Regions from separate parts of the Mus musculus genome. Here region 1 is linked to region 2. A link is a loop called in an ENCODE intact Hi-C map of the cell type or tissue named here. Cell type or tissue: heart. All regions are shown on one strand. Links, peaks and the distances in the headings refer to the core of each region. The heading gives the core; the rest is flanking DNA.

Region 1 (15,244 bases), core at 3,787-11,786, 230 kb before region 2:
TTATTTGATGCTTTTGCATATGAATATGCCTAAGGTTTCAGAGACTCGGTGATGTATTTAGCTAGTGCTTATGTTGTTATAGTAATGCACTAGTGTGTTCGTTTCTCGGATTAGTCTGAGAAAGAAAAATGAAGAAATGATAGCTACTTCAAAAAGCCCGATAACAGATACTGGCTGATGGAGCAGATCCTCAGCAGCTTGATAAACTCAGGGCACAGTGGGGCTTTTGTTACTGCCATCGGAGAAATGGAAATAGCCCCAGACAGTAACTAATGCCTGTGAGTCTAGGAGAGGAACTGCAATAACCACAGAAGGGGGTGGGGGGTGGAGGATGGACCACCTCAGAGCTACTGAGCTTTGGATTTGGGAAAGACTTCAAAGGTCCTGGCAATTGTCAAAAGAAGCAAAACCCAGTAATAGAAATGAATAATCACTTAATACTTACCTCCTTGTGTATGCTCGTGTGTGTGTGTGTGTGTGTGTGTGTGTGTGTATGTGTGTGTGTGTGTGTGTGTGTGTATGTATGTGTGTGAGACAGAGGTATCTGTCTTTCTTCCTTCCTCCCTCCCTCCCTCCCTCCCTCCCTCCCTCCCTCCCTCCCTCCCTCCCTCCCTCCCTCCCTCCTTCGTGTTTTGCATTTTGCTTTTGTTTATCCAAACAGGGTCTCTCTGTATAGCCCTGGCTGGCCTGGATTTGTAGACCAGGCTGGTCTCCAGTTCGCAGAGATCCGTCTGCTTCTGCCTTCCAAGTACACATGGGGATGAGCTAAGTAGAAAGCAGAGTTGTTTTAGTTAAGGTCTGCGCTTCACAGAAGTTTAAATATTGGAGGAGCACGTCGGCCAAGTACAGAGAGAAGCAGAGGACATTTGGGTTGAGACCAAGAGTGTCTTGTATTATGGGTCCTGAGTTGTGCTTTAGCCTCAGGGTATGGTGTGCAGGAGGCCCCTGTCATGTTTTGATAGGTAGCTTCAAGGGATCACAGTAGGCCATTGGTATTCAAGGATGTAATAGTCTTCCTTTCATGTGTTAAAAAATGGCCCTGGATGATAGTATGCATTCAGCTGTAATTTTGCTAAGGCACCAGTGGGAAATACTTGTACCAGAGTAAGTCACTCAGCTAGCAAGGGAACCTAGCTGGCCGCCAGCAGCCCATGTCACTGAGTGGGATTCTTAGAAGTGTGGAGTATGGATGACTTAGGACAACGCAGTTTACACGCCTTTTGTCTTTGTTCTCTACCCTGTCCTAGCCTTGGAATGTCTAAGCCAGTAGGCCCTCTTTCTGTTCCCAAATGGCTGCCCGTTCCTCTCTTCACCAGAGTGGCCTCTTCCTGACTGGTAGGACTTGTCTGTGGATAGAGAGTGATGGATGCCCACCTCTAAGTGCATTTCCTAGGTGAGCGGCACCTTCTCTATTAGACAAGAACCACCGTGTGATCCTCCTCCTATTACCGATTTCCAACAGTCAACCCATTGCTTCAAGGTCCCGTCCCGAGCCTGCTTTTGCAAGACTGCAGAAAATGAACCAGAGAGCCTCACCCAGGAGAGTCACGTTTCCTGGGAAGTCTTTTGTTGTTCACCTAAGCCACTGGTAAGGAAATTGGTGGACTGTAGTCAGTGCTTCTCCCCAAAGCTAATTATATCTTGATTTGGGGAGATGATTTTCCTGCTGCTCAGAAAATCTCCAGTTCTGAGGCAGATCCCAGACAAGTGTACACAAATCCTCTCTCCTCTCCCAGGCCAGCATCTTCCTCCACCCAGCCTACCTCCATCATGACTCACTCTTCAGAGTGAGAAACTGATGGGTCTCAGAGCCAGGACTCAGCTGGGCTGGGCCCTTAGGGATCTTCAGATAGGCGTCAATAGTCGGGGGCCCCTAAGCCCTGCCAAAATCACTTGGCTGCAACCCCAAGATAATATTTGAAGCCCCTGTGCTTGGTAAGTGTCAAGGTATTAGGTATTCCTCCCCTCCCCGTTACCTTCCCTAGGCACAGCCAACGCTTGACATCTTTTTATCAGATGAGCTTGGCACTGCCAGGAAGGGCTCCTCGCGCCAATGTGGCAGCAGCCACAGCCCCTCAGCTTGTTAGACTGAAAGAATGTGCCGTTTTAATTAATGATATGTAAATATCCTTGAATGGGCCGCATTTGCATATTAAGAGAGATTTGCGGAATCTGCGGAGTAATATATTTTAATTAAGGATTAATTAAAAATAATGGGAATTTCATTTCGCCTGGCAGAATCCGTTTAGATTTTAGCACACGTCTGCTTGGGAGTCTGGTAGGAAGGCCCTGTGTTACGATTCCCGCAGATGAGAGAGGCACTCCTGTGTTTATCATCCTGGAGCCCCTGCTCTGGGGAGCAAGGGGAATGTAAAGGGGTAAAATGTTCCTCTCGCCTCCCCATCACCCACCCCTCATCTTCCCTCCTCTTTGTGATTTTAGGGCTGTTTTGGTATTCTTTATGGTGAAGTAAGTAAATGGTTCTGAGACACGGAACACTAGTTGTGTTGGCAATTATGTTAATGGGATGCTATTAGGCTATGATTCTATATGAGCAATTGGGGAGAAGAAATGCCTTACTGAGAGAGACTGATACAACAGACGTCTGTCTTATTGATATAGCTCCAATGGTGCTTTCTGCATAATTACACTCGGCCACTTTCTTTAGGTGGGGGAGAGGCCGCTGCATTAGGAGTTAGGAGGGAGAGATTGGGGGGTAAGGGGTCCCCCCAATAAATACTGGGAGTGGGGCAGACTTTCCCAACAGACCTAGGTATTGCAGGTGAGCAAATTTTATTCCTTAGAAAGACTAGTCTCTTCCTTTTCCTCCGTCTGCTTCCTGGAAGTATCCTCAAAGTTCCGGCACCAACAGTTGTGTCCAGAAGTTGAATGCTCTGGAAGAGCTGCACCTGATCTGCATTTCTATCCCCCAGCCCCCACGCAGCAAACCCACATGTTCTTGGGACATTCACTGTCTTACACATTGCCCCAAACACAGGTTCAAGCCTCCTAGGACCTCCAGTCTCTCCACTTGGTTTGCGTGTGTGCCCACTGGGGGCTTGTTCTGGGGATTCACCAACCCCTACCATTATTGCACTGTTGGCTGCTTCCCCCTTCAGTTATACTAGTATTTGCTTTATGTATTAAGTAAGAGGATCTGTATCTGCATCTTTATCTATATCTCTATCTATCTATCTATCTATCTATCTATCTATCTATCTATCTATCTATCTATCTATCTATGGGTGTGTATGCTTCCGGTTCTTAACTCTTTCTGATGGATTTTCCCAGATGCCCATGATCTGAGCCGTTTCTCCCCTCCCAATTCCAAAGGTGCCAGCCACACAGAGTTGTAATGATCCTTGGACTGTTTTGACTGCTGTGGGGTGACTAGTCCCCAAGGAAGGCAGACTCTGCCCTCAAGTGACCAAGTGCTTCCACAAACTGTAAAGACTGTATCTGGTTTTCTTCCCTCTGGTCACTTACTCTTTGAGGGGGATGCAGGGAAATTGCCATTGTTCTTGTTTTGAGGGTTACGGCCCAAGGCTTGCCTCTTTAAAGCAAGTTTCCCCATTGTTTGATAACTGCTGAGGAGGAGAGAGGCTGGGGGCCAGCATTTAGCAATTATGCTTCCACACCAAGTCCCTTTCCAGGAGGATCCATCCCCTGGTGTAAAATTTCAGCACTTCCACTGGCAATCCTAACCCTGTTTTCCCATCCTCTCATTAAGAAATATGGATGTCAGCTACCCGGTTCTCCTCTCTACCCCGTATGACTGCTGATCCACACACAAATTCAGGGCACACAGACCTCCAGGCTTTGCTAGGTGTCCTTTCCTTATGGGCATTCTGACTCTTCTCTAGCCAGCTTTATGCTGGGGCTGGTGTATGAGCATGGTGTGTGTGTGTGTGTGTGTGTGTGTGTGTGTGTGTGTGTGTGTGTGTGTGTGTGTGTGTGTAGGTTAGGTTTGAAAAGACAGTAGGAGGTAGAAAGGAGAGCCTTTGTAGCAAAGTGTTCTGAGACTGCTGGGAGCAAGGGAAGGAAAGGGGAATTTTGAGGCTTTTATAACCACAGAGCAGCTCTGAGCTAACCGGGAGGGGAGGGCTGGGGAGGTAGGAGAGGTATGGGGAGTTATGGAGTGCTGAAGTAGCCTGGGAGTGAGGGAAAGTGGTAGGAAGAACTGTCATCATGTAAGCCAGTCTCCAAGCTACGAAGATTAAGGGGACAGTGGAGAGAGCGCGGGGGAGGATCTGAGGCCTGTCCCCTCCTGTGTGTATCTCTGCCTGTGTGCACTTTGCAAAGGCAGCCTTGCCTTATCCAATGCAAATGGAGAAAATGCAGTTTCTGGTAAGTGTTCCCTAATAAATAACATCATTCCCTATCAGCTGGTGACATCCCGTATTCCTCTTCCCTATGCACCAGCCCAAGACATTTAATGATGTGGTGCTCCTTCTGGGATGTGAGCTCCATGCTAATATGTTTCAGCACTCACAAAATGGTGGGGACAGCTTCCAGCTTGGCTCAGTTATTTTACACTGAGAGAAACCGTAAAGGAACATATACATGTAAACGCGTGTGTACCAAATATGAAGAGAGTCCCCTTTTTTCTCTTCCTTTTTTTTTAAAAAGAGAACTCACTCATTTCCCCTCCTTTCATTATGTAGAAATTTGTTCAGGGTTAGTTTTTGGTTGCTGGAGGATTTCATTAACGAAATGAAGTAAAAATAATCAATTTCAGATGTTCCCAGTGTTTGTGGTAATGGTTTCTCTAACAATTCTGATTAGCTGTGTGAGATGGAATTTTTCTTCCAAATTACTGCATGTTGACATTAAATATTGGCTAACATTGTATGTGTCCGTGCCTGAGTGTGTGTGTGTGTGTGTGTGTGTGTGTGTGTGTGTGTGTGTGTGTGTGTGCGCATGTGCCTGGGTGTGTGTCCGTGTGTGTCCCTGTGTGTGTCCGTGTGTGTGCGTGTGTGTCCGTGTGTGTGCGTGTGTGTGTGTGTGTGTGTGTATGCGCCTGTGTGTGCCCACTTCTCTGCAGGTATCTGAGCCTGCATGAAGCTGAGCAGGAGGCATACATTATCCCCACACTTTTCACCCTGCCTCTTCATTTTCCTTGTGGTAACCCCTTCTCTCCACGAGCTGTTGGCCGTGCTTCCCTCGGTCTCTAAGTCTAGGCCATTTCTGGGAACATGTGTAGAAGACTGATTTTTTTTTTAATTGGTGGGGGGAGGGTAGGCAAAGCTGGCTGACTACCTTCAAATCAATAGGAGACTGTGCCACTTGAAGTCAGTTCCTGTGACAGTGGGGTGGCTTGCTTATTGGTGTCTGTTACCCTGACTTCTCTGCCAGCCCATGGGAAAGTGCCTGCCTGCTTGCCTGTGTACCCCCATCACTGCTCAGTCTCCCTGGTCTCCCCTTGAGCTTTGAAAGGAGAAATAAATTAAATTGAAAAGTTTGTAGTGGGTTTGCCATCATTCACTTGTTTCTTTTGACTTATTTTCCATACATTTTGGATTTCCCCCTCCCCTCCCTTCCTCTCCCCTGTCCCCTGTGACATGCTATCCTCAGCCCCAATGTCCATCTGCAAGTACAGTCACAGCCATTGATTTCCTGCAGCGTGAGTGTGACTCTACACAGATACCCACGGATGTAAACATACCAGAGAGGGTCACTGTGTGTATTTTATTTGTACCGGTCCTCTTTGATAAGCTGTCATCTACGGGCACTGCTCAGGGATTTGATCCTAGTAATCTTCAGGCCCTTTGGAAGACATTAAACAATCTCCCAGACCCTCTGCTCTGCCTCTGTCTCTGAACCTTTTACTCTCCTTTAATGAGAATTTCTCCTAATTATTTCAGTGTCTGCAGCAGAGGGACTGCAGTGTACTTAGATCTTGATACTGGGACGTGAGTGTTATGCTGATAGAGGCAAGAGATCAATAATTTAGGCCCTGCTTTAATGGCAAAGCTGAGAATTTTAGTGTCTGTATTGAGGTTTAGTCTTCGTTCTAAGGTATTAGGAATTTCTGTCGGATTTTCTCTCCTTTCTTCTTGAACCGTGGTCATTCTACATGCTTTTCTTGCTTAAACGTGTTTATGAAAAGGTCTTTGCCTCCACGGCTCAAACCTAGGTCTGACACACTCTTGACTGTGCAGGGCTATGTTTGTGCATCTCCTGTGAAGTGTGGTCACTCATGTGTATGCACATGTCAGTGCTTGGAGATTTCTGTAGTCACTCTTTACTGGGAGCGGCCTTAGTCATATCATCTTTGGCCTTGGGACTGCCCCTAATTCTTCCTTTTGGAACTCAGCTGGTAAATCTGCAGCCACTTCAGAGACAAGGGTAAAATGTCACCCCTTTCTTCCTGTCGTTTATCATTTTCCCCTCTTTTTTTTCCCTCTTCGTTCTTTTGTCCTTCTGTCTGTCACAATGCAACCGTTGTTATCAGTCCCCCAAAGTCAGCACTGGATCCTTGGCCTCACGCAGGAGTGGGTGGGCACGCGCATAGGGCTTATCCGGAGCCCTTCTTGGAGGGATTACAGTAAACCCTGTGAGCACCAGCCAGCATTGCATGTGTCCTACTCAGACAGGACGGGGTCTATGATGTGTTTCAGAATAAGCTTAAAAAGAAAAAGAAAAGAAAGGAAAAGGAAACAAAGAAACATTGCCCAGAGACTGGGTGTCTTCAAAGAGTTAGCCTTGGAATGTTGGAACAGTGTTGGGCTGCAGGGAATAATCATGGCTGTCCTTCAGAGGCTAGGGGGAAGCTGAAAGCACCCAGGTTCCCCAGTCTAGAGTCTCCATTTCTCCCCATTTTTCTCAGATCAACCTCTGCCTTCTTTTTCTTTTTTTTTTCCTTTTTTTTTTTTGAGAGATAGTGATATTATAAAGTTTCTTTATACATGCAACTATGACTCTGCTTGTATTTTTATATCATAAAATCAGTAAAGAAAACTTTATTTTCCTGTGTAAATCTCCAAACTGGGAGGAACTTGCCCAGTGAGTCATTCCTTACAGATATCAGCATGTACCACATTGAGCCACTAGGGGGCAGAGCAGCAGGATTATGGTTTGCATGGACCAGTGGGGAGACCTGTGGATCCCCAAAACCCAGTGTTATTTGTTTTTCATTGTAGGGGAACACAGAGGGTCCCTGGGAGTAGCTTCCAGTGTTTTACATGGTAGGGAAAAGAAATGGAATATGCTGGACACAAGACACAAGTTTGTGTAGTTCCAAATATGACTCCGTTTCCCCATCGAGTTGACTTTCTCTCGTGGCTAAGGGTTTGTTTGTCCCCTTATGCAACAGTCGTTTTCATGTCTCTGCCTCAAGTGTTCATTCTAACTTCATAGGAGATGGCATTGCTTGTGTTTTGAGGAAAGTGATTCCTGTACCTGCATTGTCTGGCACCAAGTCTGGCTACGTCGGAGGCATGATTTACAGGAACAAGGTGGAGGGAGGTTAATTGGCACCAGGCTAAAGAGCTGTGGCATCTTTGGTCTGTCCTGTAGTTCTACTCAAGAGTTTAGGTGTCCCTGTCATTTTCTTTGGTTCTCTACGCCAAGGTCACCATTCCATTGCTAGTTTGGAAAGTCAAACCCAGTTGTTGGTAATTTTCACCAACGCCCATTTTCCAGGAAGGGACAGCCTAGGGATCCACGTTGAAAGCGAAGAGGCATGGAAGCCTTGGGAAAACTAAATGGCAGAGAAATCAATTCCAGACCACTAAGTACCATGAAGAACTTGTTGCCAAATAATAAACAGGCAGCCATTTTTACAGATCCTACCACAGCTGGCCAGCCATGCAGTTTGCCATATTATCTTCAGAAGGGCAAAAACCACAGCCAATAAGAGAACAATGGAGAAAAACTTCCCAATCTCGGTCTGCTTGGTCCTGGAAGTGAAGCGGCCTGGCCTCATGGAGACAGAGAGATAATAGATTGGAAATTGTTTAGAAAAGGGACCACAGTCCATCCCACAAGAAAGGATCCTTAACTTGACAGAATGATGCTATGATTTCACGGTACCAATGTAAACGGCCCTTCCTTTAGCGTAGGGATTTATAGTTTACCAAATACTTCTATGTGTATATACCTAAGCAACTGTCAAAGCAACCCTGTGGGAGTCGCAAGAGAAATGTATTTCATCTCATTGAAGGTAGGGAAACTGAGGCTTGGAGTCTAATATAATGTCATTACATTAACCTAATTAACTAACCTATGTAACCTAATGTCAAACAGCTGGTGTGATGGAGCCTTTCCGTCTTCATCCTTGAATGACAAATGGCATCATCAGATCTATGACCTAGGAATTTCACCTGATAGAGTATAAACCCATTTAACCTACAGAAATGGAAGAGAATAAAGCCTTCTGGGCCTAAGATACCAACTCTTCAAATGGAGTATATTGATGTGTTTAAGAGGAAGGCTTCAGGAGTGGGATAGCCCGGTTCAAAAGCCTGCATCCAAACTTGCTAGTTAAGTGATGCTGTTGCTGTTGGGTGCCTTATTCTTTGGCGAACCCAACTTTTTCACTCCCCAGCTATCAAGAATTCCTTTCCTTAAAGTGTAAACCCTGATTCTAAGCACAGGGCTGGGGGGCTGTCTATAAATGGTCAGGCTGTTCACCATGGCGCTTTCAACCCAGAAGCACATAAAATTTGGATGTTTTTATTTTTGCATAGTACAACTGAGACAGCCACCTTTGCGGGAGCTTCTGATCACTCTCGTCCACTTTGATGATTCAGTTTAGATTCTTGCCCTAGTTTCCATTTCTTTCCCAACTGGGAGTAACGCTAAGGTCTCAGCATGACTTACAGCCACATCCTCATGGTTCTGACAGGTCAGGATATCTTCCATGCATAAATTGCTTTAGAATTTACAGAGCGCTTTTATCTATACCACCAGATGATGTGTTGAAGGTGCTGTCTACTCAAAAAAAAAAAAAAAAAAAAGAACTGATTTTTGCCTTCGGCAAGGTTCTGATTTTTTATTTTGTTCTCTCCCCCCCCACCCTCTTTTGTGTATTTGTGTGTGTGTGTGGGGGGGGATGCACACAAGAGGTTAAAGGAAGACATCCATTGTCTTCTTCTGTCATTCTCTGCCTTGTTACCTTGAGTGAGGGTCTCCTACTGAACCAGAAGCTTGTGGTTTTGGCAAGATTGGCTGGTCAAGGAGCTCCTAGGGGGTACATATCTCTACCTTTTAATGTTGGGGTTATAGGCCCTTGTGGCCATGTCTGGCTTTTATGTGGGTGCAAGATGTTGGAACCCAGGTCCCTACACTTGCACAGCAAATACTCTTACCTACAGAGCTTACTCCCCAGTCCCAAGTTCCCAGTTTTTAAATACTAAAATCCATAAACCATAGATAATATTCAATGAAGTTGCTAATGGCATGGCATGCCTTAAAAGGTGCAGTGATGCTTCAGAAACTGGAGCAGTGGCTTACAAAGCAGGATAGATAACTAGGGTTGGTTTCATAGGGAGGTGGCTGGTGGAGGGTAAGGATGAGCAGGGTCAGGTAAACAAAGAGAACAGAAAGAAGAGGTGGTAGTCAGTACCCGGGAGATGGGGACATAGAACTTACTGGGCAAGGGAAAGGAATGGCTACAAGGAGACAGACCTGCCAACTATGTTGGTTTGAATAGTGATGGAGTAGGACAGTGTAAGTTAGGTTCATGTTATGGAGAGGAGACTATAAAGTGGGTAATTTATTCATTCTCAGAAAACCCTATGCATTGAGTATTGCTGGCCCCATGTTTCACAAAATATGTCTGATGGCGAACACACCCTGTCTGTCTAAAGCAGAACTTCTCGAATGCCACGTGGGATTCTCAGGTTGGGGATGGAGAACCTTCTCAGACTTGAGAAAGACAAAATATAAGTGAAAGGCAGTAGCCAATACAATTGTTCACCTCATCAAAATCATCTGTTTATAGAGGTGCTTGTAGAATTAACCGACAAGGCAAGGTGGGACAGCCCTAGCTCTAGTCATCTCCTGGGGTCTGCATTCTCCCTATTGAGGCCCAGTGGTGGGAGCCTCGGTCTAGCGACACTGGGTTTTCTGTTGCTGCGGCCAGCATCAGAGGCGTTGTCTTTGTCTCTATAATTTATTACGTTTTCAGATTACCAAGCACAATTCATTTGCCAGAGAAAGAAAATAGTTCTGTGTAGTTTCCATTTAGAGGAACTACATTCCTGACGAACAAAAGTGTTGACTTTCTTCATGTGACCACTTGAGAGCTTGAGCTGGTAGCCAGGGCCTCTTTGGAACTGCTCATTCTATTGCCATGAGCCCTTTAGGGAGAAGCCAACCCCATCCCCATGGTACTCTGAACTATAGTTTATACTTTTTTGCTTTTACTGGACAATTTGTACACTAATAATTATCTGAGCCAAGTATGTATGACAGATTTTTTTTCTATGTAAGATTATGCTGTCTGGAAATCCGCTAATACCAACACAGCGTTGATGGACAATAAACATCCCCTCTACACAAGCTCTGACCCAGGTCTGAAGGGTCATTTTTAAGGACTTCTTTTTTTTTCTTCTGAGGGGATGACAGGCATTGCAAATTTCAGAGGAAACCTGTCTGGAAGTGTCAGAAGAAGAGCTATAAGTATATTTTCCTTCCAGTCTTCCTGAAACTACAAAGAAGACAGTGTGGGGGGAAAACGTCTTTACCTAGTCAGTGTAGGGAGAAACTAAATTCAAATTCTGCGTCTATCTTCTTATATCAAAGCCAATGTTTTGAGAAATGGCTTGCCAATAAGTGCAGAAACCACGCATAGATTTCCCTCCCACCATTCACCCTCCTCCTGAAGTTTACACAGGTTTTCACACTCTTAATTAACCACATCAAATAATTTGTTTCCTAGGCAGGGCTAGCAGGGCGATGTCTTTTTATTTGGGTGATGAATGACGAACGATGATTCAGCAGGAGATGATTCCAGTGAGGAGACGGAGGGCTGCAAAGCCCTTGCCAAACGCCGTGCTTGCTGTTTGTTTGCACTTTGGAAGGGCTAAGGTAGTTAAGGAGACCATTAATGAGACCGTCTGCTGCTCTGGACACTGGAAGAAGACGTCTAGAGCAGGGGTTGGGGACCTCGGGAGACTGGGGAGATGGTGATAGGGTGCAAAGGCTCCTTGCAAAACTGCTCATGGGACACGGTGTGTACAGTCCTCTGGACACTCAATGCAGGGGGACAACTAACTCCCTTTGGTCTTTTTCTTTATAAAGTCCCAACCAGAGTCCAGCAGATTATCAAGAAAAGGCCAAAATGCAAAGCCCTTGTACCTGACACATACTGTGTCTTGTGTGTATTAAGACAGTTTGATATGGCCTTGTTTTACAGTTATTTTCTAAGGTTACTTGAAATGGATCTTCCTTCGTCTGAGTAGCACTGGAGGCCTTCTTATGTTCTTATTGATCTTCACCCCAGAAATAGTCTCTTAGGGAAGTGCTGATCACCCCTCATTTTAAAGATGGCTCTGTTGAGGCTTGGAAGAGGTGGTTGGTACCTGATTCCAGAAATTCTTGTCTTTGACTCCCTGCTCTTGTGGGTGCTGGTGCTTTTAATCCACTGTTCTGATCTGTGATCTGATATGTTAGAAATACCAATGGCCATGTGATGTCAATTAATGGTTCTTCCTTCTGAATGTGAGACCACATGGTATAAGGAGGATTTATTAATCCCTAGTGTAAGTCTGGTCTCTGCCAGATGGTGCTGGTTGAGTCGACCTGGATGCAGGATAAACAGATCAAACTGTTTTGTAAGAATCTAGGACTTCTTTACTTTAAAAAAAAATTAAAATGTGAAATTGAAGATCATAAGGCAAATAGTTGTAACATTTGTATTCATATTTTTACAAAATTATTTTTATTTTATGTGTATAATGTATGTGGGTACACACACTTGTGCTATGGTACCTGTGTGGAAGTAAAGCGACAAACTTTGTGGCTTTCCTTTCATGTTTACATGGGCTTCAGAAATCAAATGCAGATCTTTAGACTTACTCCGTAAGAATTTTATCTGCTGACCTATTTCTCTGGTTCCTCATATTCATTTTTTTCTTAAAGGCATATTCATACCTAGGGATTTGGATGATATCTGAAAGGGTTGAAATTTAGGAGTACAGGTTCTATTTGCTGTTTTTGAAATTCCCTTTACATTTATTTTTATTTCGGTGTATGTGTGTGCATTTGCTTGTCTGTATATGCACCACATGCATGCAGAGCCTGAGGGTATCAGATCCCTTGGAGCTGAGTGGTTAGGAGCTCATCATTTTGGATGTTAGGAACTAAACCTGAGTCCTCCGGAAGAGCTGCAAGTGCTGTTAGCCACCGAGCCATCTCTCTTGCCCCCAATTTATAGCTACTGCTGTTGCTGCTGCTGCTGTTGCTGCTGGTGCTGTTGCTGCTGCCTCTTCCTCCTCCTCCTCCTCCTCCTCCTCCTCCTCCTCCTCCTCCTCCTCCTCCTCCTCCTCCTCCTCCTCCTCAAGACAGGGTTTCTTTTTAGCCCTGTCTTCTCACCTGGAACTTGCTCTTTTAACAAGGCTGGCCTTGAACTTATAAAGATTTGTCTGCCTCTGCCTCTCAAGTGCTGGTATTATAGGCATGTGACACTGCTACCTGGCAAATTATAGGTTCTTAAGGGATACTGGTACTGGTACTAAACCAGTCTTGGTGGTCCTACCACTGTCTGTGCACACTTGCTGATGCTCTTTGGATAGTGTCTAACAATAGATCATCCAAGTGTATGGATGATGTAGCTCAGTAACAGAGTGTCCACCTAATGAATTTGAGGCCCTGGGTTTGATGTCTAGCACCACCTTAAACACACACACACACACACACACACACACACAGACAGACAGAGAGAGAGAGAGACAGAGAGACAGAGAGACAGAGACAGAGACAGACAGAGACAGACAGAGACAGACAGAGAAAGATAATACTTTTTTATCTTTAAAGAAGTCTTCAAGATTATTAATTAACAGAAACAACCATTAAGCTATTATATACACCAGACAAGCTGTTCTAGTCATGATCAACTGAGTCTGTGCCTGGAAGTTTTCCCATCAGTCTGAGGTCTCCCTTTGGACCTAGCAGAGAACAGGTCCATTGCTTTTCTCTGCAAAAGCCACTCAAGAGTTTGCAGACCATTATTTTTAGTATTTCTTCTTCTTTTCCTTAGGCTGAACACTCCATATTCCTCGTGTTTCTCTGTGCTGTTCATGCTTCATTCTCGATTTGTAATTCTGCAGACATTTATAGAGTGCCTACTGTGTGTGAGCTTGGCATTTTAAATCTATGCCCTTTTTCTTGCAAGATGAATCACAACCCAAGGAGAAGGGAATGGTTAGTTGATAGCATTGGTTTTCTTTCTGTTCTCATAGTAGAACATGAATACATGTGTGCACATGAATGCACCCTAGTCACATATATAGCACATACTGATATAAGCAGATGTGTTTATTTTTAGCCATAAAGAAGTGAACACTAGGAAGTGAAACCAGTGAGGACAATATTGATAACGTAATTAACAACAGTTCAAGCCTATTTATTTTTATATATGTGAGTATTTTGCCTGCTTGCATGTGTGACAAAGGTCAGAGGAGGATGTTGGATCCCCTGGCCCTGTGGTTGTTGGGAGTGTATCCTGAGCCCTCTGCAGGGACAGTTGCTCTTAGGAAGAGTCTTCACCTCAGCCCCAATGAGGCACTTGAAGTAAGTCTTTGACTTTGGGTGATTTAAGGCTGTAATTCTAAGGTGAGTGGTTGCTGCCTCTTGAGTCCGGGTTGCCTGAGACACATTGCAGCTCATCCCCAGGCCTAAATGCCTGTGAGCAGAGAAACTCACTCAGCAGCTGCGACATGGACTGTGAATGACACCCTACTGCAAAAACACAATGCTGGGCGTGGTGGCACATGCTTTTAATCCCAGCAATCAGGAGGCAGAGGCAAGCAGATCACTGTGAGTTCCAGTCCTGCCTAGTCGATATAGTAAGTGCCTGGGCTACCTAGAGAGACTTTGCCTCCAAAAAGCCAAAACCCAACTCAACCCAACCCAAAACAAAGCAATAATGGCAACGCAAACTCTGCTGCTTATACCCCTTGTGCTGAGGACCTCACATCTACCTTTCCATTCATTGGTAAAAGTCTTTACCAAGAGGTGAAGAAACCCCCTAAATAGATGAATAACGTGGTGATGGCATCAGAAGGGTGGATCCCAAAATTTCGGGATGCAAAACAGCATTCTAAGAATTTCCATAGCACATGCTTTTATTATTTAAAAACTGCATTTCTGGTTAATACAAAATTCACAGGTAATGAAAATATAATATGATTTTATAACTTTTATACCGGTTTTAAAACATGATATACCATATATATTGTAGAGCTTGTCTGAAGAATTAAAGTGAGATGATTCTAGCTTTCCTTTAATGTACTTTGTAATCATCCCTAATTTTGAAAGACCTTGTTTACTCTGAGGTAGAAAGACAGGAGTAGATTTGGGAGTCTTCCTCTTTTCTTGGTGGCATTTTGAAATTAGTTTAGGCTTTTGTCTTGATTTTTGGAATTTTGTTTATTCATTTGGGGCATGAGGCCTGTCTGTGATGCTCAAGTGGTCTTGGATTCATGAGATCTACTGATCTTCCTGCTTCTGCCTTCCCAATTGGGGTTGCTTTTGTCCCTTCATCCATCCACCCATCCACCCATCCACCCATCCACCCACTGTTTACATTCACATTTCTTGTGTAGATATGCCAATTAAGTATATACAAGATGCCAGCACTATTCTTCATTCTTAGGATACATATATAACAGCAAAAGAAAGATCTTGACTTTAAGGAACTTTTACTTCAGGAATGCTGACTTCAGTCATTTCATTCTTGTTCAATTTGTCAACTATTAAATTTACCCACGAGCCAGATATTTTGTATCTTAAATCTAGTAAGCAACCATATGCCCCGGGGATAGTGTTATGTCCTCCCACAAGTCTTTTTTCTCCTCCTATTAATTCTTTGCATCTTTCTTTGAGCTCCTGCTGGGGTCAGGATGAGTGAGGCGAAACCAGTATGATCTAGGATATCTATGCTTAAGCAGCCTCTAATGACTGGTCTGTACTGGGTCAGAAACAGTCACTGGGAACAAATGGATTGAAGGCAGAGATTCCCATTTTGCCTGCCTCATATCCTCCTTCCTTATAGGTAGCACCATTGCTAGGGCATAGC
Region 2 (15,244 bases), core at 3,294-11,293:
TTTTATCTTCCTTCAGCCACCACACTTGATCTAAATCTTAAGTCACCAGTGCCATGCTCCAAAGCTAGTGCCTACTCTAGGGATACTGATTGTGTTGAGGGTGCAGAAAGTTGCTGCCTTCTTTCAGTATGTTCTCTAGAAGCTCTGGGCCCTTTAAAGTGAGAGATACCTCCCAATCCTTGGTCTCAACAGAGCTAACATCCCAGATGCTGAAAAAAGTCTCACTCTATATCATTTTACTTCAGAAATATAGTTTCTTTTAGCTCAAGAACTTTTCAAGAAAATGAAGCAACATAATTTCAAAAAAGGGGGCCAAGGCATAAAAACCATAGAAATTTTAGGCCTTAAAGGGATTTTAGAAATGACTGCTTTTTCATCATCTATGAGGAAAACAGGTTTCAGAAAGGGTAATTGACTTTCCCAAGGCAATGGACGTCTGTAAGAGCCCTTCAGGAACAGTGCTGGGTCCATTTCCAGATTCCACCATCCCTAAATTCATAGAAGCAGAGTACTTTTGTTCATTGTGAAGAAAATGCTTTCATGTTATCACTAGCCTTGTTTTTATTGTTGATGCATACTGAGAGACTTAGAGCTGAACACTGTGATATTAAAATTACAGTATGTTCACTAGGAACACCTTCAAATATGGAGACAGGAACTTTTACATATTTTGTTGTTGTTTCTTGTTGTTATTGTAGTATTTGTTCTTAGTGTTTTGAGACAGTTTCACTGTGTACCTCTGTCTGTCCTAAACACAGTCTTCAGACCAGGCTGGCCTCAGACTCAGAGCTCCTCCTGCCTCTGCCGATCTAGTGCTGGGATTACAGGTGTGTGCTGCCATGCTTGGCTTAATATTCTTGATTTTGCTTTCTTGAGGAAGAGGTAAATGACATATAAATGAGTTGTTGTTACATACTACCTCAAAAAAGAACTTTCAGGATATGGCATGTCTTGATAAATTTGGCCAATGCAGTTTCTTCTCATCAAAAAAACCAGAAACACTGCAACTCCACATGCCCACAGTTCTTTGCCACTTACAAAGGGCTTCCTCACACAGCCCCTGAAGCTCTGCATTGAGAAGTAGGATTATGATAATGACCCTGAAGAATTGTGAATGCCTTTGAAATTCTCAAAGGAAAATGGGATTATGCTTGGTGTAATTTGGTGTTAAGTGATAACGCGTTTATCCCATATGTAATGTTGGCAGATGGACAACATTTCTCAGCTATGCAGAACATTCCAGTAACTGAGGTACTCACTTCCCAAGCCAATTCAGACATTGACCTTTTTTTTTTTTTTTCTAGTGAGACGACACTGTTGTGGAAGGGACAACTCTAGAAACGTTAGTACTTCCTTTCCCAGAGGATGCTGATAGACCAGAAGTAGATGTAAATAATGAGTGCATTGTAACATGATGGTTCCCATGACTATGGAGGCTGAGAAGTTCTGTGATCTTCCATCTGCAGAGTAATACACTCTTTGCTTTTACAGACTATTTGAGTCTGGGGTATCATTCTTTGGCAAATCATGAACCCTCACAACAGCCAGGAAGCCAATAATAATACAGAACCCAGACTAGTCTGAAGATGGAGATGTGGAGAAGATAAATATCCCAGCTCATACAGGCAGACAGAGCATATTCCACTGCTCTCCAGCCTCTTGTCCTGCTCAGCCCTCACGTCATCTGCTCTGCACAGCCCACCTGTACAGATTGTAATTTCTTCTGGAAACATCTTTGTAGACATGGGTATAATAATGTTTAGTCAACGATCCAGGTAGCTCATGATCTGCTTAAGATGATATATAAAAGCAGCCATCCTGTTTCATCTCTGATTAAAACAAAACCAGCAACAACAAAAACAAAAATAGACCTTGATTTCTGATGGTTCTCCATACAATCTTTAAATGGGAAATGGCTGAAGATGGCCTGCTGCAGAGTTCCATAGCTCCTGTCAGTCATGTGAACAGTGGAGGAAAGTCCTGATGGTGCCTTACAGAGTGCTGGACTGTTGATCAAGGATGTTTGTGAGGCTGTGGGCCCAAGGAGGAGAAAAATGGGGGATATAATGACCTCATTTGTTTGTTTGTTGGTTGGTTGGTTGGTTGGTTGGTTGGTTGGTTAGTTGGTTGTTTAGTTGGTTTCTATTGTATGGCTTTTGTCTCTAGCAGAAATTTTCTATTTTCCTGAAAAGTAGGTCATTTCTGCTTTCTACATCATTTCCATTCCTGCGTCGTTTCCCATTCCTGCGACGAGTCTTTTCCTGGTTCTACCACAAAGAAAGAGACAAATCTAGGCAACATCTGTTCCTGTGCCTATGCACCATGGAGAGGGACCTTGTTACTACACTGCCTTCTTACTCTGAGGCAGGGGAGGGAGTCCTATTGCAGTTATTTCCATGTGTATGGCTAGAAAGACCCGACCTTTTCTATAGAGGGCCACACAGACACCTTTAGGACACTACAAAACAAGATAGGAGGGGACACTGGGAGGGATACCTCAAATGCAGTATAAACCAAAATGCCTTCAGAGACAATGTCTCCCAGCTTTTGAACCACTCTTCTACACACAGAGTCTACGGAGCTTGCCAATAAGCAATGAAACCTTTGCTTTGCTCCAAACACTTTATCTGTTAACACCTTAACTGATTAAAAAAAATTCCAATAGCCCAGCCGCTGTCTTTGGTGGGTTAGTGTATTTAAGGGAAACTTCTTCACTTATAATATTTTCAGCTTGTGATAGGTATAATTGAGGAGTGTGACCCCTTGCAATTCACAAAATCTTACTGTATCAAAAAATTCTTAAGCTATATTCTAGAAAGTTATGCTAAGAAAATAACTCCATAAGCACGGAAGCCACTGCACAAGGAAAGCAGTGGTACTTGGTTTTCAATTTGAAGGAAGAACCTCATTGTCTAACAAAACAGGAAAGAATCCCAGAATATTATAAAACAATAAGATGGAATTCTCTGTAGTCAATAACGCTGAGATGCGGAAGACAGCTGAGTGACCTCTGGTTGCATCTGTGCCTCTTGGTTTATTGAGGGATTCAAGACTTGATGGTAAAAATCATCATATTGGTTTTCAAAGCTGCATTTCTGTAAGTTTGTATAAACTGGAAAGAATATTGCTTCACTTGTGCAACGCGGAAAGACCATCCAGTGCACATTAAGTCTATATGATCTTGGTTGAAGGAAGACATTTTGACAACGGAGACCACTGAGATGATGCAGGGGAAGGGAGAAGGGTTGATTTGGATGCCATGGGTTACAAGACCCAGCTAGATCTTTTTTTCCACCAGGAGAGACTTTAGGGCAAGAACATGAAGAAGCATGGTGATAAAAAGACTGTCACCAAGTGTGCACTTTAAGACCTTCATGAAAATTGCATTCAAGATTGACAGTGGTCCAGCCTACCCTCCCCAGCTCCATCCACAGCCTCACCAATGCAGGATACTTATGCTTCCAAAGGGGTCATCTTATGGATGGAGGCAGCACATAATGAAGAAACTAGAGTGAAAGAGATTTGTGTTTCTAAGCTTATATGAGACACGCCAACATTTCAGGACACACCTAGAGCTGAATCCAGGGTGAGTAACTGGGCAAGAATCTGTCTCAAGTTGTATACACAAATCTGTTGCAGGAGATTTCAACCTCCTCCCTTGATATTTCAGAATTCTTTGCAATCAAGAGCAAGGATGTATGATATGACCATCAGCTACAATGGGCCCCTGATGCTGAAGTGGCAGCCAAAAGCACTGCCAAGCAGTGTAGGTTCATCTCTAGGCTCAAAATACCACGGAGAGAGGAAGCAGCGTTAGATTGGAACTGCAATTAAGGCCGAAGACAGGGTGGAAAATGGTGTACAACAAGACTTAAATATATATTATTTATGGTGTGCTTGGCTTCATGGTGTGTGTGTGTGTGTGTGTGTGTGTGTGCGCGCGCACGCGCACGCGCACGCATGACATGCATGTTTCTGTGGGCATGGGCGTGTGCTTAAGCCAGTGGAGGTCAGCAGTCAACCTTTGGTGTTGTTCACAGATGTCAACCAACATACACCTTATTATTTGAGATACTCACTGAAATTCTTCAATTAAGTAGGCTATGTTAAATGGTGAGCAAGCCCTAGGGACATGTCTCCAGTTTGGAGTTTACAAGCATATGATTGTCACCATGCCCATCTTATTTTTTCCCCTGCATGAGGCCCTGGGGTTCTTCTTGCTTATACAGCAAACAATTTAGAGAGTGAGCTATCCTCCAGCCTGAGTTTTATATTTCAAACTCATTTAATGTTCACAGTAACTCCAGGAAGGAGGTCCTGTACTTGATTTTAAAGATGCAGACATGAAATTGCAGAAAGGTTAAGCGACTTTCTCCAGGTCACACAGATAAGATGTGGCAAAGCTGGAGAAGGAACCAATAAACATTAGAAGTCACTGCACTTTGGAGAAACTGTAAATTTCAACCGTGGACTTACTGTGTGATAGCAATTTTTTTTTGTGTGTGGGCTTCTATTTGAATATTTTTCCAGAAACTTCCAATGGTAACAGTTACCTTAATAAATCTTCTCACAATTGTAAGGCATGTTGATGTGTCTGTAGTCCCAGGACTCTGAAGATGGAGGTATGAACATTACAGGTTCCAGGTTATCCTGGGCTGCATAGTTAAACCTTGTGGATGATGATGACAATGACGAAGAGGAAGAGGATGATAATGATGATTTTCCAAAAGAAAATGTTTAGCAGGTTAGGTACCTGCTGTTACCTCCATGCTCCAGAGCTTCTACATTAACCGGGTTGTATGCTGGCATATCTCAACAAATGGATGGCCTCGTGCCCAGGCTCAAGAAAAGACATGACAATCAACACAATTCTGTACTCACAGGAGAGAACAGACTAAGAGAGAGACCTGACAGTCTATGCATTCTCTATGACTTGAGTCCAATCTTCACACTCTCAGCTACACAGTGAGGGAATTGGAGCTCCATAATCCATGGCTTGCTACCCGCAGGCACTGACCTGAAAGCAGGCAGAAGATAGGGTCTCATTTTGCAGGCAGGAGTCCCCTCTTTCCAGGTGGTTGCAGATGATGTAGCTGATGGAGTGTGGGTGGCTGTTCTCAGAGGCTAAGGCTGTGGGAATAATGGACGGAGGTCCTGTAGGCTTGGCCTGGGCCCTGCCTGTTTGTCAAGCACTGGCTAGGGACAGCATTCACGTTAGTGATTCAGCTGGAGCCAGGCTGGCAGCTGAGCATTTTGGAGAGCCTGCCTGTCAGTCAAGGCTTACACTCAGCCCTTAATGGCTCTTCCCTTGTCGTTTGCCTGGTGTCGCTTTTATCTTAAGTGAATTTAACAATGGTGAAAGGTGCCAGTCTGAGGTCCCCAGAGAGGAGCTTTGCTGGGAGAACAGTTGCAATGAAAAGTCCCTTCCATCAAATCATCCCTGCTGCTCCACCTGGAGAGTAAGTCACCCCGTGGCTGCAGGGACACCCTGGAGGCTGGGCTGAGCTTTGCCCAGCTTTTCCCCTGCTCAGAGGGCATCCTTTAGGACAGGCAGCTACATGCAGGTCTGCAAAACTGGAGACATCTTGCAACTGCTTTTCCCCTAATATTTACACCCAGAAGCGTTTCTTAAGGAATTTAATCACAGTGTTTTGGGTTAATTTATAGTTACCCAGTCAAAGGATTCTTTCCAATGAGTCGCCCAAGAGAATTTGTTAGATTTATAAACACAGTTACGTCTTTAAGGACTTTTTCCCCCTACTGGTCAGGTTCAAAATAATGAATAAGCCACCTATGAACAAGAGACAGATTTAAGTTTTTAATCTAGTGAAGTTCATGAGAGGTGTAGTCCTCCCAAATGAGTCACTGGAGGGTGAAAAAGGGCTTCAGTTTACCCAGTTGGGCCTGAGAATAAAGGTGGTGGTGTAAAGTGAGCTAGCAGGAAAGAGAACAAGGGGAATCGAGGCAATGGGATAATAAAGAACACCTGCAGACACAATGTGTGCAGCTGCAGACATGATGTGTTCAACTGCAGGCACAATGAATGCAACTGCAGGCTTCGCCTCATCCCCAGATCGGTCGCTCTGTGTTCTTGCAATTAGAATGGGAGTTTGAAGTCACCAGGGAAGTAGTTTCCCATGTAATCAGTGACTAAAGCTCAAAGTTAAGATTATCCAGTTCACAGAGATAATAGCTGTGCATCTAGACTGAACCGCTCTGCATCGAAATCCAAGCCAGCAATAGTCAAATGAAGTGGGGCCAGAAAGAAGCCAATAGCCACACCCACCAGTGTGTGTGGTATGGTAGATGTGTGTGTATAGTGTATGTAGTATGAACGGTATGTATATATGTGGTGTGTGTGCATGTGTGTGTGTGGTGAGTGGTGTATGTGTGGTGTGTGTGTTGTATGCATGTTTTCTTACATATATGGGTGGTATACATATGTGAATGGTGTGTATATATGTATGTGATGTATATATGTATGTATGTGAGCATGTGTAATATATATGTTTGTGTGTGTATGTAGTATGTGTATGGTGTGGTGTGTGTGGTATGGTATGTATGTTTAGTGTGTGTATGTGTGTATGCAGTATGTGTGACAGTGTGTATTGAATGTTGTGTTGTGTGTGGTTTATGTGGTATGTGTATGTATTGTGTTTTGATATATGTGTATATATGTATGGAATTATGGAATATGTAGTAAGGTGTGTGTGTGTGTGTGTGTGTGTGTGTGTGTGTGTTGACAGAACACATCTCCAAGAACATCCTATTGCTTACCACTTGAAACAGTAGGACCTGCCTGCTGGAGGCTAACTTCCCTTGTGTTCAGTTCATGAAGTGCTGAGGACCTCTGATGGCGGGACTGATGTACTTGATATGAAGCAAGGAAGGCAGTGTCAGCAGTCTATGTGGAGTGTGCTATATCCAGCAGTGTTGCTCTCAGTGCGGCTTTTTACAGATAACTATAGTCATTGCCAGGATTTAAGGGCACTCCCAGGGACCAGAGTACTTCTTTCTTATTTATTTAAATGTACACACATTTGCCACTCAAGTTTTTTCAAATAAGGCCTTTCTCTGAGTTGCAATGTCTAAGTTCCAAAAGGAAGACACAGAGTTCCAAAACGATGCTTAAATGGTGCAAACAGGTTGTGTGGAGTCTGTAAGGACCTTGACCTCAAACCCCATGGCTCTAGGGGAAAGCAGTTCACAGGTCATCTTGAGGAAAGAGATGCCAAAGGTGACAGAAGTCAGAGGGACTGTGACAGAGGCCAGACAGGAGCTTTCCCATGGATTAGTACTATCTCCAGGCACTGAGGTCTAGAAAGACTCCTGGGAACCAGGGCTGGTATATAGATCAGGACCAAAGGATCAGAGGGAGGGGATGACTCCAAGTGGGTAGTAGCAGAGGACCACGGACAGATGAGTCCAGACCTGACTAGCTACCCCGACATCCACAGCCAGTAATGCACCCCTGTGTTTCCCATCTGCATTGTGTCTGTGCTTCATCCCCTTTCTAAAACCCTCAGTCTTCCAAGCCCATTTCCACAGACTGAAAATGCCTTTCGTTTATACTGTCAGAGCATCCTCCATAATATAAACAGATACTGCGTTCTCTTCGCTGATCCACTTACCACATAGGTGCGGCTCCCTTTCTATTCACATCACAGTTACCTAGCAGTTCTCAGGAGGCTAGAGATTCTCGGGGTGAACAAGAGCCTCTAGTTAAAGCCTTCTCTATGTATCAATAGCATTACCTTTCCAGAATCCCTGATTCAGTGTCCTCTACTTTAGCCCCCAAATCTTCCTCCACTCTTAGTATAGGACTTAGACTAAGTACAATAAGTCCCTTGTTTGTACTGAGTTCAGGCCATGGAAAGCATCGATCAGGACCCCAGCATTTCCTAAGCTCTTTAAAATAGAATCCTCATGCCTCTAAGCCCTTTCATGAAAGAAAGATCCTTGCCACCCACGTGTTGGCTTCCTGAGAGCATCTAGCAATTATATAGTCTGGATGAATCTTGGTGAGCACCCAGGCATACAATGTGTGGTGGCAGAGACCTGCACTCTTCCAGGATCCCCACAAACAAGAGATTAAAAGGCAGAAGATGAATGGCCTCTGCCTCAGAAACAGCTGCTGCTGCTCCAGCATCTGCATGGCCAGTTGATTTAGAGATTTGTGAAGAGAGCCTCTGAGCCCCAGGCTCCTGCCAAGTGGCTCACCAGGAGCATCCCCGTGGCAGGAATTATCGCTCCACACCAGGTGCTGCAGGACAAATACCTTGGAGCTAGGAGATGAAATACACCTGCTGCTGGAGAGTCCTGCAGAGACCCGGGCACAGCCCCGAATGGCAAGGTCATCCTGCCCTGAATGTCATTCATAGTGACTCCAAGATAAGTCAGTAGCACTCATCAAAGACTGTTCCAGAGGGATGTGCCAGGGCCCTGCTTTTGATGAAAGGTCCTGGTGGTATTGCCAGTTCTCTATTATTGATGTCACGATGCCTGCAGATGCAGGTGGGTACCAGTCAATCCAAACAATAGAAAATAAAACCATGTCCTCCTAACTATGAATGATGGCAGGAGCCTTTCCCCTAAGCACGGCTTCGCAGATATTTTAAGTACTAACTTACTAGCTATAGGTCAGCCCCTCCAATAAAAATTAATGTCCTAGGCACTAGGGAGATATCTTAAAGGGTAAAATGCTTACCTCATAAGAACCAGGTACTGAGTTTGATTCTTAGCACTGATATAAAGAGCCACCTGTAGTGTCGTGTGTGCTTGTTGATCATAATGTGGGGAACTCTAGGTCTCAGTGAGAAGCCCTATTTCAAGAAACAAGGTGGGTGTCTCCTGAGGAACATTATATAGGGTTGACCCTAGTCTCCAAAGGCATGTCCATTAACTCCCTCACACAAGCAAGTATGCACACACACACACACACACACACACACACACACACACGTATGTATGTATGTTTAGGCACATATACACACAAACCACTGTTTTAAAAAATCTGGTATGATCACATATATTTGGGAAACTCTGGGTTTTGAAACCATGAAACACATCTCTTTGTGCAAGACTGTTCAAAACGTTTACTCTGCTGAAATTTTACTATGCACTGGAATTTTCCAAAGGGGAAGAATGCACGCAGCAATATTTGAACACAAGGACCTCTTTACCAGAAGTACCTATTAAGGCAAGTGTTCCTCTAATCACACTTTGGGAAATGCTTCCTCAGGCTAACATTAGAACGGTCTGCATTCTCTGAGACCAAATGATGCTTGAGGAAGAGCCCAGGGGGGTGCTGAGGCCTAGGTTTTAAAAGTGCCACAGGAGGTTTAGAAAGAAGGAAGGAGGAGGGCGAACTCATCCGCCCAGGGCGGGAGGGGAAGCTAAGACTCCTGCCTTGCCTTTGCTGACTCTGGAGCTTCTGAGGGAGGCATTCTGCTGTATTGGAAGGGCTTTGCCTCGACGCTCCAAACAGGGCGTTTGCTTTAAAATTTGGCTGGTGCTATATATTATCAAGGGAAGAAAAACTGAATGAAGGTCCAAAGCTTCCTTTCTTTAAGGGCAAAGGTGACTACATCAAATGTTTTCCTTAAAAGGCAAGGTTTCAGACTAGAGAGGTGGCTCAGGGATGAAGTGATAGCCACACGAGTATGAGAACCCAAGTCCGGATTCCCAGAACCACATAAAGCCAGATGTGGAAGAGTGTGTTTGTAACTCCAGTTTAGTTGAATTCCGGAAAGCTCACAAGCCAGCTAGTCTGGACTGCACGTTGGAGAACAATATAAGAGGACTGTCTCAAAGTGAAAGGTGAAGACTGATGGTGAAGACTGATGTCTCAGGTTTCCTATGACCTCTATTCATAGGCTGTGGCATGTTCGTGCCTGCTCTCATGCATGTGTGACACTCACATACCACACACATACCACACATACACACATCATACACACACACACCTACCACACACATCATACATATACATGCCCCATATACAAAACACACTATACACACACCACACAAGCACCACACACACACACACCCCATACACAAACACACATCATACACACAGCACATACTCCATGCACACACCATACACACAAACACACATACAGACCACAACCCTTTCATATAGTGAAAGTCTCACAGCTGACAGGAAGTATAGAGATTTACTCTAACATACAACTCTATCAGTTCTCCTGGCCACACTGGATGCAGCATCTTGTCATTTGCACCCCTCCAGGGACAGGCACCTAACTACCTTATCCCCCCATCAGAAAGCTCAGAGTATAGGGACCTAGGACCAGAAACCTCACACCTTAGTAGCCAGATCACAACCTTCCAGGTTTCCCTGTGCTTGCTGTTTTGAGTATAGCATTATGCATTAGCCTCTGCCGGTAAGTAATGCAGACTTTAAAATATGCATCAATAAGGAAGGCAGACTGCGTGTCTAGAAAAAGCACAAATAAAGCAGTCATGCCAAGGTCTTCCAAGTTTACTACCAGAGGAAAGGCAATTCTGTGGGTGTGTACCTTGTGGGCTAAGAAGGTTGTGTACAGAAAAGAGGTGATACCTGGGAAAGGGCTTTGGAAGAACGTGAGCAATCTTTCACATAAATGTCAAGTCTTATTAGTCACAGCAGCAATGGTGAGAACCACAGTAGGGCAGAGCGAGAAGGCTGGTGAGAACTGAGAGGAAAGAAAGCACCATACATTTGAGGAGGCAGGGGAGTGTGTGGCCCAGAGGATCTGTCTGGAAGGTCAGAGCCACTCAGTCAGAGAGGAAAGGTACTGAAGACCACTGCCCTGCTCATAATAACGCTACCCCAGTTACTGAACACCTTCTGCTATGTTAACTAAATCTGGGCATCACCCTTCATTTCGCCCCCACTCTGGCCCTCCCTCCCCATCTGTTGTCGAGGCGGGAAAGCCTCTCTCTTAAATCCCAGGAGGCTCTAGGAGGTGAACAGTGCTCACAATTTTTTTAATTAAAATGAACTAAGAGGCTTTTAACAGGTAAAGCGATGCGAAACCTTTGCTGTGAAGGTCTCTCTGTGTCACTGGGCATCATTTAGCAATTCAAGGGGAGATGTACTCCTGGACAAATGAGGCGTTAAGACTCGGTTTCTGGATCACTGCTGGCATCAGGAATGGACTAAAAGGGAGACATATCCTTTGTTGTAAGGACCTCCTGTCTTCCCGTGTCTCTGAAGGACAGCTATACACCCCCCAAAATGTGTCCTTTACCCTTGAACTCCTATTCATCTGGTCCTTGATGCCCCGATGAAGCTGCCAAGCATGACAAACATCAACTGATTTTAGTCTTGGGTAACAATGAAGTCATCCTAAATCGCTCATTAAAAGGTAAAAGAGCTGAGGGAAGGAGGTAGAGTGAACATACAGGAGGTAGGAATCTGGTTGGGTGAGGGCGTGTGCTTAGAGTGTGTGAAGGTGCTTGGATATGCCTGCCTATATTTGTTGCATGTCCACATATGTATTATGTATGTTAACATGTCTGTATCTGTGCCCTTATTCATGTTTGTGCATGCTTAAATATGGTTTTGTATATATATATATATATATATATATATATATATATATGCAAACAAGTGTGTGTGTATGTGTGTGTGTGTGTGTGTGTGAATTGCTTGTGTATGCCTGGGAATGTGTACAAGGCAGAAATCAGGCATCTAAACTCTAACTTGTCACCTCCTGAAACCTCTCGTCCCCGGGATCTAAATGTGGAAAACAGGATTCTCTGACCCTCCAGTCACAGAAAGCATTGTTGCGAGGCTTGGGTGCAACATTCAGAGCACATTGTCCATTTGCCCACAGACCTTTGATGACTGACAGCCTTTTGTCTCCAGTGCCCATCACAGCAGCGCCGTTCCCCTCCTGGAGTAGCTCCTTTAATTGAGCCTGGAGCCTTATTCGCTGCCCTTTGCCCCCTCCCAGACATGTCAGGGGGTCTGCATCAGTCTACCTGAGAATCTATGCATATTCCGGGAATCTGAATACAAATGTCAGCTTTCTATGCAAATCAGTATGTGTGGCCTATGTCGAACTGTGAAATGCTATTTGTGGCCAGTAAGATCACTGTGCCTTACGTGGGAACAGTGGGTGAAATACTTTTAAAGCCAGTCTAATGACTGACATTCCTGGAAAACCACAGAGGAAGGAAAGAATTGACTTTGCTGAGTTGTTTTCTGGCTTCGCTAATATCACGGCAATGTCCCCGCCAGTATCATATGCACACTCAGAATAGCAATACGTAACATTTTAGCTAGTATGTCTTATGAATCACTAAGGGTAAAACGGCTCTGGGTGAGTGGCGAGCAGCATGCTCCCACAATTCCATGCCTTCTGGGTTCCAGTCTGGTTCCTTTCTCCCCTCAGCGCGCTTCCTCCTGGCCCTTCACAGGCGGCATACTTTTCTTCATTCCTGCTCTGTCCTGGTCTGAGACCCTATGTATGTCCACAAGATAATGAGAGATGAAAGCTTAAAATCAGAATGTACCTATTTGGAGCCAGCTAAACATTTCCAGTTGCCATGCAGGCATCTGCCTAATACTGGGCTGTCTTCCCTTGATCTTATATGCCTGGCTATTCAACAAGGACAGCAAGTGTTTGAGACTCAGGAATGAAAGGGGTGCTGTTCTTTCCTGGGGCTACAATCCATACGTTACATATGTGTGTATGTAGAGGTTGGGATGTAAAATAAACGTAAGTTTTAGAAATACACCCGGGCTCCAGGCTTTCGACTGGAGCAGCGTTTCTCAGCCTCTTTGGGGGTCAAGCAACCCTTTCACAGGGATTGCCTGAGACCATCCTGATTAGCAGGTACTTACAGTATAATTCATAATAGTAGCAAAAATCACAATTATGAAGTAGTAATGAAATAATTTTATGGTTGGAGGTCACCACAACACAATAAACTATACTAAGGGGTTGCAGCATTAAGACCATTGAGAATCACTGCTCTATAGGAAGGCTAAGTCTCCCTAGATGTGATGTGGGTGGCTGCTTTTTGTGAGAATGGCATGAAATAGTGTGTGTCCATATCCAGTGTATCACTTACACATAATAGGTACTCAATAATGGCAAGTTTTAATTATGATTTATGAGAACCCCTGAGATGTGAGGTGCTAGGTTAGGTATGACATCTATAAAAATTTATTTCACATTTGGGTCCAGAATTCAGACTCTTAATCACCATGCCAACGGCTCTCAGCCATAGCTGACTCAAAAAAAAATTATCCAGAGCCTTTAGTTTTCCCTAATTACAGACTTCAGATATGACTTTAAAGAATTCCAGTCTAATAATTTGAGACAAGACCTGGGAATCTGAATTTTGTAAAAGCTTCACAAATGACCCCAATGGTCAAGCAGAGACAAGAAAGGATTGTCTACCCAGCCACTTGTATTCACCAACTAAGTCAGACATTCCAGAGGACATGATAATAGCAAAGTCATTGGTAGGGCTGAGGAGGTGGCTCAGAAGTTAAGAGTACTTGTTGCTTTTCAGAGAAAGGGGTTCTGTTCCAGGACCCAAATGGTGGCTCCTAACCATTGGTAGATAACTCCAGTTCTGGGGATCCAACAGTCTCTTCTGGCCCGTGAGGGCACCAGACACTCAAGTGGTGAACAGACATACATGCAGACAACACACTCATACACATAAATAAATATAAAACATCACTAGTGCAGTGGTTGATGATGTAAGTAAAGGTTTCCAAAATAAATATGCAACACATGTTCAACCACAGTCTAATACAAGTGTGGAGGATGTGGAAACATCTTTGCAAAGATTCCAGGTCTCTCTCTGGAACATCTTCTTCCCCGAATCTGCTGAGAACCACGGACCAAGGATGTTTTAGAACTTGAAGGCCAGATCTTAGAAGTGCTTAGGCACCGATCCTGGCTGAGATTTCGAAGTCCGCATCCACACCCAGAATCCTATTTAATTCAGTAGCAAACAGACTTTTAGGAAATACTTTGACGTCAAGAAGGGAACCCATACAGGGCAGAGGACTTGTCCTGAATTGGGAGATGTTATCATCAATGATAATGAGAGCTAGGGGTTGAAAGATGGACATTTATCTTTTTATGATTCCTTAGCAGGAAAATGGAAGTTATTAATTAGCTGTCAAGTCCTGAAGATGAGGTGCTTCAAAGAGAGAGTGTTTAGGCAAGGGAACAATCTCATGTTGAGATTATGCAACTTGGTGGGGGTGGGGGGTGTCACAGTGTATCTTGTGAGTGCCCAGCTCAGAGGTAATTGCCTCAAGGGACAGAAGACAGATGCAGCCTCTCTCTTAAGTGACAGACCTACTGGTAGATGCAGCCACTTACTTCTGACAGCAGCCCTTGTGGGTCTGAGGGACTTGGGAGGTAGAAAAGGTCCTGGTTAGAGGTGTGTTTCATGGAGGATGGGGAGGGAAGAAGACAAAAGAGATTGAAGGCAAGTTTGTATACTGATTCGAGAGAGCAGCAGACTGCAGATCCATAAGAACTGGACAAGTCTAAACATGGATAAATAAATACAAGAAAAGTGTTTCTATAAAAAACTTCTCTATAGGCATGTCAGCCCCAAGTGAGTAAAGATTATTATATTTTCAAGCCATCAGTTCCTACCAGAATGATCCAACCTGTTCAACCCAGACATAAAAATAAAACAAAACAAAAACAAAAACAAAAAAACCAGAGTGCCATATTTAGACATTCTGAGAAACTGTCAGATGCTGTATCATAGAAGAGAAAGCCAGGAAGAAGAGCCAATAGTTACCAGACACTAACTCTGGAGTTAGTATTGTAATGATGCCCTTGTTTCCAAACCTTGTTGTACCTTTCAGTTACCTGAGATGCTCTAAGCTCCTTAAAAGACGTGACAGTTTATGAGGTAGGAGGTAGGCATGAACAGTTTTAGAAGAGTCTTAGGTGATTCCGCAGAGTGGCCAACCTGGGAAACAACCGATTTCACACCTTATTCCTTTAATCTGAAAAGCAATCCTGTGAGACAGGCATAATAAAATTTAAAAGCCTTGTTTTACAAATGAAGTGACTTGGATTGTAAGAAAATAGTCATTTGTCCAAGGCCAACCAACAATTAGGAGCTCGGCTCTTGACTTAAGTGCAGCGGTGTGATCCGATGTCAGTGCCTACTCTATGGTGTATTGGTCTGCTCAGGCTGCTGAAACAAGAGACCACAAACTGGATGGGGTGCAGAAGGAAGTTATTTC

What was found. Hi-C counts contacts between places; a loop is a spot of excess contacts. Peaks named below come from ENCODE experiments on the same cell type or tissue, not always from the same donor. Only the 100,000 strongest peaks of a DNase experiment are listed, where the experiment ranks them.
Region 1: a loop joins it to region 2, with 2.6 times the contacts of the local background. A loop is called at or near these places in 3 of 42 quality-filtered maps.

The regions. Positions count from the first base shown.
Region 1 is chr1:168,314,907-168,330,150 of GRCm38, reverse strand. The region is part of intron 2 of Pbx1 (pre B cell leukemia homeobox 1); the gene reads left to right. Among named protein-coding and RNA genes, the nearest start is that of Gm51671, 24 kb to the left of the region's middle. In heart, for the core only: a CTCF peak has its summit at 7,051 (motif pointing right); no DNase peak of the experiment used is centred there; H3K27ac peaks cover 2,812 bases.
Region 2 is chr1:168,084,857-168,100,100 of GRCm38, reverse strand. No RefSeq gene overlaps it. Among named protein-coding and RNA genes, the nearest start is that of Gm51671, 250 kb to the left of the region's middle. In heart, for the core only: a CTCF peak has its summit at 6,850; no DNase peak of the experiment used is centred there; H3K27me3 peaks cover 354 bases.